Linked DNA regions of Homo sapiens: region 1 is linked to region 2. A link is an interaction called in ENCODE POLR2A ChIA-PET data of the cell type or tissue named here. Cell type or tissue: endothelial cell of umbilical vein. All regions are shown on one strand. Each heading gives the region's core, and the rest is flanking DNA. Links, peaks and the distances in the headings are about the cores only.

Evidence for each region. ChIA-PET counts read pairs that join two places held together with the same protein. Peaks named below come from ENCODE experiments on the same cell type or tissue, not always from the same donor. Only the 100,000 strongest peaks of a DNase experiment are listed, where the experiment ranks them.
Region 1: POLR2A ChIA-PET joins it to region 2 with 7 read pairs; 5 of 35 experiments call an interaction of 5 or more read pairs at or near these places.

Annotation. Positions count from the first base shown.
Region 1 is chr12:94,688,022-94,692,553 of GRCh38, forward strand. No RefSeq gene overlaps it. Among named protein-coding and RNA genes, the nearest start is that of TMCC3, 40 kb to the left of the region's middle. RefSeq lists an enhancer at 1,072-1,311. In endothelial cell of umbilical vein, for the core only: no CTCF peak of the experiment used is centred there; DNase peaks (open chromatin) are centred at 1,390, 2,250 and 2,330; H3K27ac peaks cover 1,561 bases.
Region 2 is chr12:94,611,178-94,615,432 of GRCh38, forward strand. All of the region lies in intron 1 of TMCC3 (transmembrane and coiled-coil domain family 3), which reads right to left. Among named protein-coding and RNA genes, the nearest start is that of TMCC3, 37 kb to the right of the region's middle. RefSeq lists a silencer at 2,739-2,969 and an enhancer at 2,898-3,487. In endothelial cell of umbilical vein, for the core only: no CTCF peak of the experiment used is centred there; no DNase peak of the experiment used is centred there; H3K27ac peaks cover 306 bases.

The DNA.
Region 1 (4,532 bases), core at 215-4,214, 77 kb after region 2:
TGTTGCCCAGGCTGGTTTCAAACTCCTGGGCTCAAACGATCCTCCTCCTCTAGCCTCCCAGTTGCTGGGATTACAGGCATTTTAAATTCACGACCAGAAACTAGGACTGCCAATTGGCAATCCTACCACATTCCCTGGTCGATTTACTCTGCCGCGCTGCTAGATGGTTAATTCATACTCCTCTTTCCTCAAACTTCCGACACCTCTCCTCCTCCTCCATCTTCACTCTTGGCTCATGATCTTGTTTTCTACTTCTCTGAAAAGTAATTGAAGCAATCAGGAGAGAATTTCCACACATTCCCTCTACCACATCTATTCCCACCTGCTCCTGTGCCCATATATACTCTGCCTCCCTCCTGCTGCCATGGATGAACTGTCTGTGACCCTGAGGCCAACCCCTTTCCTCATCTTTCGCAGTCCGAGCCCCCTTCCCTACTTAGGAGCCCTGCACCAGCAATTCTGCCCTCTTTCCTGCATTGTCATATTTCTCTCTCCATGCATCACTTCCAATAGCATACAAACACGCTGGTATTCCCCTACCCTTAAATATCCCTCTCTTGACCCCGTTAACCTCTGTCAAAACTAAGTCAAATCTGGTCATTCCTGTTTGAAACCCCCTAATGGCTCTCGTCTCACTTAGAGAAAAGTCAAAATCCTACAAGACCCTATATAGTCAGAGCCCATCTACTTACTACTCCACCACCTGTGTTCCCTGTTCCTAGAACACACACCGGGCCTCCTCCTTGCTCAAGGCCTTCGTATCTGCTGTTTCCTGAAAGGCTCTCTGAGTATCTGAATGTTCATTCCCTCACTTCACATCTTCACTCAAATGCCATCTTTTCAGAGAGGCTTTCTTTGGCCTCCCTACACAAAATAACCACCACACTCCCTCATATTACCCATCTCTCTTCCCTGCTTTATTTTTCTTCTTAGCACTTCACGCTTTCTAACCTACCATACCAACCTTACTTGTTAGGTTTATTGACTGTTCCCCCCATTTGAATATAAGCCCCATGACAGCAAAAAAAAATTTTTGTCTGTTGTGTTTGCTGCCAAACATATTCTCTAGCTAGCACTGCAGTGCCTGGTACATAGGAGGTGCTCAATAAAAGACACAGACATAATGTAGGTCATCTTAAAGTTTGCACAGTCATGCTCATTTATGATTCTTCTGCAGCCTCTGCTTAGAGTTCTCTGAATCAAACCCATGGACCTCGTCTTACCATGGTCTACTGTGTACATGTCTTTTTGTCTTTCAAATAAAATCTGACTGTAGAACGAGAAAAGCGAAGGACCTGGAGTGCCTTCAGCAATGCACTGAGTCTCTTTCCTCGCTTTCATTTTGGTTTCTACTAAGTTTGGTATGGAGAGAGGAAGCATTTGTGTCTATCTTGGAGAGAGAGCAGAGAAGATCTTGCAGGGGGTTTCAGCATGAGTATTTGGCAACAGAAAGGATGATTCAGAGCTTGAACGTGAAACTCATACAGAGGCTTAGGGGAAAAAAAATAGGAGCTAGAAAGAGAAGGGAGAATCAGTCCTATCGCCTGAGAATATGGTTCTCTGGATCAGAAAGACACTGTGGCCCAAAGCAGATTCCAAAGATGAAAGGAGAAGCGGCATTCCACACCAGGAATAAATGTTTTAGCCTTGGTTAAAAGTAAACATAAAAGCAAATCACCACAGGATTAAGATTTCAAAACAATAAGGAGGCAGTGAGCTCTAGAGTCAGAAAGACCTCGCTCTAAGTCCAGCTTCCACCACCTCGGAGCGCTGGGACGCAGTTCTCAGGGTTGCAGAGGATTTCAATGCAAGCCTGGAGCACTGTCTGGCAAACGGTGGGGCCTCAAGGGATGTTAGTTCCTTCCCCCGCTACAGCCTCCACTGCATCCCCACAGCCCCGCACCACGTAAGACACATAGCAGATGCTCAAGAAATACTAGTTTGATGAACGGATGGGTAACACAAGAGGAATCAGTTCCCAAATCAAGCTGCTTCTGCCCTCACACCAGACTTCATAGAATTCACTTGCTTTTTTATCACTTTCCTGCATCCCCTTGCCCTCTGCCTCACCCACTCCCAAAACCATCTTCACGTTTGTTGTTTGTGTTCCCACTCCACAATGGAGCCGGCGTCAGCTACGTCAATCCTCGAGCTGCCAAACGTTCATTTCCATTTAAAAACATCGTGTTTTAGCAGAGAAACGTGGACTAGGGAGGCACGGTGCAGACACCAGCCTCCATCTATTACTCCAGGCTGACAGATTTTTTTTAGCAGAGTCTTGTTTTTCTCCTCTGAAGGAAAGCTTGTTTCCATAGAAGGATTTCCCCTCTTTGTGTTCTTGCTTCATTCACAGTTTTAGTGTTTACTTTTGCTTTTTATCTTTGCATAATCCTTGCTGTTTTAAGAATCTGAGGAGACTCTGGACTATAGTCCCTCACCCTCCCCTGTAAATATCTCTGGTTCATGCCAATAGTGGCTGACACATTTCCCCAGTTTTCCTTCACATCTTTGTCGTGTGAAAAAATGCTGGTAAATCATGTGGACAAGCCTCAGATGACTTGGTATTTGTTCATGGGACATTTTTCAAATCCTTCTGCCAAGATTTTGTGCAATAATCAGTTTGTTTTAATGCAGTTCATGGAGAGAGGGTTCCAGTTCTGCACTGGCTGTGCAACCACCAACCTTTCTGTAAGTCCACCAAGGGTCTGGAGGCGGAGGGCCTCAATGCTTGGAAGGCCAGGAGGCCCACTGCTCAGGGAACAGGTGTGCTCATGGAAGTAAGTGGCTGGCCTCCAGGACTAGCTCATAAGCAATGGGGAAACTAGGGTTGGGAACTGTTTGGTGGAGCAGCAAAAAAAGTGATGCCATCGGGGCAACCCCAGCGTGAGTGAGGGCAGGGGACTCTTCTTGTCTTGTTCACAATGTCCCCAGCACCTACCTGTGTGCACAGCTCAGGACTGGTATTCTGTAAATATTTGTGGAATGAATAAATGAACAAATGAGGTAGAAAGACAGGGTACCACGAGAATCCTCTTGAATAAAATGGAGAGTTTTGAAAGGGATTAAATTGCTATTGTCATGTTTAATTTTACTGGAAAATATTTGTAATTCTACTGAAACACCAGGTTGGTGTGGTCTAGAGAAAAAAAATACTAGACACCATTTTTTTTCCATATAAGACAAACCAAAGCAAGGAACTTCATTTTTTAAAATTTATTATTTTTTTTTATTTTAAATGTTTTTTTTCTGGGTACATAGTAGGTGTATATATTTATGGGGTACATGAGATGCTTTGATACAGGCATGCAATGTGAAATAAACACATCATGGAGAATGGAGCATCCATCCCCTCAAGCATTTATCCTTTAAGTTACAAACAATCCAATCACATTCTTTAAGTTATTTTAAAAATATACAATTAAATTATTATCGACTATAGTCACCCTATTGTGCTATCAAATAGTAGGTCTCATTCCTTCTATTTTTTTTTGTATCCATTAACAATCCCAACCTCCCCGCCAACCCTCACTACCCTTCCCAGCCTCTGGTAACCATCCTGTTACTCTCTATGTCTATGAGTTCAATTGATTTGATTTTTCGATCCCACAAAATAGGGGACTTTAGGCAAAAAAATAATTGATGCCTAGTATGTGCCAAATATGGTGTAAATAGGAGGTGAGAAACCAAGATAACTTGTGTATATAATGCTATACACCTGGAGTTATTATGCAAACATACAGAGTTACAATAATTGAGCACTTGCTGCATGCCAGACACTATGTAATTCTTCTACTACCACTAAGATGTTGTACCATTATTATTTCCATGTTACAGATTTAGAAACTGAAGCTCTGAGACATTAAAAAAAAAAACAAAAAACCCAGCTCAATACAAGGTAACCTTGAAAATAATATGACACTCGAATTTTCCAGTGAAAAAATTACCCTCTTCCAGAGATTTTTGGCTAACCTGAATTAAAAAGCTTTTAGAAATGACAGCACAAAATCTCATACACATTGTTCAAAATAAGAAACCTACCAAGGTCACTGACTTAATTTTTCCTTTGGTCAAAAGAAGAAGAGACAGAAATAAGTTTCTGAATTTATTTCTCAGAGAACAGCTGTGCCCACTGATCAAACTTAATGTAATCTTTGGGAGTTACAGTTACCAATTTGAATAATGTTACCCCATGACAATTAATTAGCATGTAATGTTATTTCCATTGGAGACATTATTAAATTTTAGAAAGTCTAGATGTCTCCAAGTGGGCTTCTTAGAGATAACTCTGAAAGGATATTTAATGGTAACGAAACACAGGGTAGGATTTTACTGTGGGAATGTTTTCAGGCTTCCATTTTATCCAGCAGCTTTCCTCTGAATGGCTTTACTGTTTATCACTCAGTGTCATGCGCTCGCTCTCTCTCTCTCTGTGTGTGTGTATATATAATATATATTATATATATTATATATATTTATATATATATATATATATTTTTGATACTGAGTCTTGCTCTGTTGCCCAGGCTGGAGTG
Region 2 (4,255 bases), core at 256-4,255:
TTTTAGAAAAGTAACTCCCTACTGAAAAGAGAAATTTTAAATCCCATTTCCCAAGGAAATAAAACCATGGCTTAAAAGGTAGTTCTAAAACAAATTTTATGGGACTAAGCTGGAATTGCCAAGTCATAAATATAAGTTTTCAAGTAAAAGTCCCATTAAAATATTGAATACTAATGTTACATCTTTCTTAAATAACTTCATAAAATGCTGTCTTTTTAAGGGACCAATGCCACTGAAATATTTCTACTGAGAACTGGGTTGCCCAAGGCTCACAGCTTTGAATCTGTATTTCATGGGCAATGATGTTTTCCATAAAGACTCTTCACTGAGAATACTCATACAAGCAGACCATGGCAGTGTATGATAGGCGTATATATACAGTTGTCCCTTGGAATCCATGGGGGATTGGTTCTAGGACCTCCTGCAGATACCAAAATCTGCGAGTGTTCAAGTCCCTGATATAAAATGGTGTAGTATTTGCATATAATCTACATACATCCTCCTGTATACTTTAAATCATCTCCAGATTACTTATAATACCTAATACAATGTAAATGCTTGTAAATAGTTGTATTTTTTAGGGAATAATGACAAAAAAAAAAACACTCGGTACCTGTTCAGTACAGATGCAATTTTTCTTCCTAAATATTTTTGACCCCTGGTTGGTTGAATCCATGAATGTGAAATCCGTGGATGTGGAGGGCCAACTGTATATCCATTCATGGCAACTGAAGGGTCACAGAGTTCATCTAGAGACTGTTTACATATAGTTCATGTGATTCCTGAGGCTAGACTGTTTTACCTGTGATTCTCAGGTTTGGTGTTTTTGTTTGTTTTTTGAGACAGTGTCTTGCTCTATCAACCAGACTGGAGTGCAGTGGTGCAATCACAGCTCACTGCAGCCTTGATCTCCTGGGCTCAACTGATCCCCCTACTTCAGCCTCCTGAGTATCTGGGACTACAGGTGCACACCATCATGCTCGGCTAATTTTTGTATTTTTTTGTAGAGACGAGGTTTCACCATGTTGACCAGGCTGGTCTCGAACTCCTGGGTTTCAAGCAATCCGCCTGCCTTGGCCTCCTAAAGCTGGGATTACAGGCATGAGCCAGCGTGCCCAAATGGTTCTCAAGTTTATTTTATTTATTTTTTTTGAGATGGAGTCTCGCTCTGTCACCAGGCTGGAGTGCAGTGGTGCGATCTCGGCTCACTGCAATCTCCGCCTCCCGAGTCCAAGTGATTCTCCTGCCTCAGCCTCCCGAGTAGCTGAGACTACAGGTGCCCGCCACTACACTCGGCTAATTTTTTGTATTTTTGGTAGAGACGAGGTTTCACCATGTTGGCCAGGCTGGTCACGATCTCTTGACCTTGTGATCCACCCGCCTCGGCCCCCAAAGTGCTGGGATTACAGGCGTGAGCCACCGCACCTGGCCTCAAGTTTTAAAGTTTGGTTTTGTCCTTCAAAAATTGTTTCTACAGCTACAACTACAAAAAAGGAATAATGTTATCTCCTTAAGGTTAAAGTCAGTTTCTCAGAAGACAAAGCAAGACAGAATTACTTGCACTTTTAAAATTTTTTCAGTGGTTCTAGGATTCATTTTAAAATGAAGCAATGCTAAAAGCAGACTGCAAGGTATATTTGCAGTGTTTGATTTTAACTGATTCTTAAAACATTAAAAACTGTTTGGCATTTGAGCATGTGCATCCCCTAGAGACCCAGAAATTCCATTTGTAGGTTAGAGGAGCAAGTGCCCCTGTTAGGAGCACATTGAAAATATACACAGCAGCATCACTTGCAAAAGAAAAACAATAAAAGCAATAACAAAAGACAACCCACAAATAATCCAAAGCCTATGGGCAATAAAATGGAGAGATATATATACACGCACATTGGAGATATATATATATATACACACAATAAAATGGATACACACACACACACACACACACATTGTGTTTATTTGTACAGTGGAATGAAATAAACCAGAACTACAAGAATTAAAATGGGCCAGGCACAATGGCTCCCACCTGTAATCCCAGCACTTTGGGAGGCCGAGGCTGGTGGATCACATAAGCCCAGAGTTCGAGATCAACATGGGTAACATGATGAAATGCTGTCTCTACCAATAATAATAATAATAATAATTAGCCAGGCATGGTGGCACACACGTCTGTAGTTGCAGCTATTTGGAAAGCTGAGGCAAGAGGATGAGCCTGGGAGGTTGAAGCTGCAGTGAGCCAAGATCACGCCACTGCACTCCAGCCTGGGTGACAGAGCGAGACCCCGTCTCAAAAAGAATAAAATGATTAAATCTTAAAAGAAGCAAATCAAAGAACACATACTTTATGAATTCTACTTTATAAAGGTCAAACGCAGGCAAACTCTTTTTTAGGTATGAACACACATGTGATAAAAAGAGAAAAATCTTGAGAATAGTTAAACCTTATGGCAGCGATGACCTCTTGGGGGTGGGAAGGCTTGTGATGTAGGGATGCTCAATCAGGGAAGGTCACAGGGTCAAGTTCATCTCCTCACCCTGGGTATAACGTACAGGGGTGTTTCATGTATTTTTTAATGGAATATCTTCTTTGTATGATATTAGTTTACAAACATTTTAAAATAAAAACTATGGAGTAGGCCGGACGCAGTGGCTCATACCTGTAATCCTAGCACTTCAAGAGGCCGAGATGGGCGGATCACAAGGTCAGGAGATCGAGACCATCCTGGCTGACACGGTGAAACCCCATCTCTACTAAAAATACAAAAAAATTAGCCGGGCATGGTGGTGGGTGCCTGTGGTCCCAGCTACTCGGGAGGCTGAGGCAGGAGAATGGCGTGAACCTGGGAGGCGGAGCTTGTAGTGAGCCGAGGTTGCACCACTGCACTCCAGCCTGGGCGACAGAGTGAGACTCCATCTCCAGAAAAAAAAAAAAAAAAAAACTATGGAGTAAATTACACAGTAAAATAAAATGTGTGTGTGTGTTTGCTTAAGCTGTAGAATGAATGTCTTCTGTCAATCCTATTGCTTTATCTCTGGCTCTATACTTAACTCGTTGGGTAATAATGTTAAAATCTAAATTTGAGACCCTACTTAAATTGTGACCTGGTCTCAAAGGTCCTCGGGTCACCACTGCAATGATCTTCTTGGATCATTATCCTCACTGGTTACACACAGGAATGTGAAGCATGCAGTCAGGAGAAAGCCCTGTAATTGCCCCCAGGCCACAAGTAATCCCCCTGGAAGCAAAAACAACCTCCTCTCCATAAACTGACTAGAAAGGAACAGGTGGGAAGGACAGCAGAGGGGTGGCCAGCATTGTCAGGGTTTCTCCAGAATGGCCTGTCAACCAGGACAAGCCCTGTTCCCACATCTTTTTGAACAGCCTGGCACAGAAAGCAGCTCTGACTGTTTTACAAGCAGCACTCTTGCAGTTTGGGGAGCCATTTTCCCTTTTATTCCAATTGAAACTGTGTGCATCAAGCTCTGTCAACTGTTGCACTCACAGTGTTACGAGGCTATTGCATGATATGCTGTCGGAACAACTGGCCTCTCTGACTTTTTTCTTTTTTTAAACAACAGACAGATTTTTTTTTTTTTTTTTGGTTTGAGACAGAGTCTCACTCTGTCACCCAGGCTCGTGTGCAGTGGCGCGATCTCAGCTCACTGCAACCTCCACCTTCTGGGTTCAAGTAATTCTACCTCAGCCTCCCGAGTAGCTGGGATTACAGACGCTGCTACCACTCCCAGCTAATTTTTGTATTTTAAACAACAGAAATGTAACCTCCAAGACCCAAATGATCAAATGACAAGCAGCAAACTTTTCCAACTTTCCCTCCTCTCCCACCCCCAGGTGTTTTGGTTTCTGAAGACTGGGGATCACTATCAACAATGGGCAAACCTTTGCTACAGAACTGATTAGGACAAAACCACCTGAATTAATAAATGTGTGCAAATATTTTAATGTTCAGGGAAGGAAAGAAAGATTGCATTTTGTGTCAATATAGAGAAGTCTTCTATGACAAAGAGCCACAAGTGAACACAGATTTCCTGTGAGATCAAAGGCTCCCCCAGGCAGAAATCACATGAACCTGAGCCTTCACCACCCTATGGGGAATGAATCCCACACTATGGGGTGTCCAAGCATGGTCCGAGGAGGCCCAGTTCAGACGCACTCTCCATTTCCCCCATGGCTGCTTCCTCTCCCACAGCTCGAGGCAGCCACCACACCCTTCTTCCCCAACGTGGGCTGGGCAGC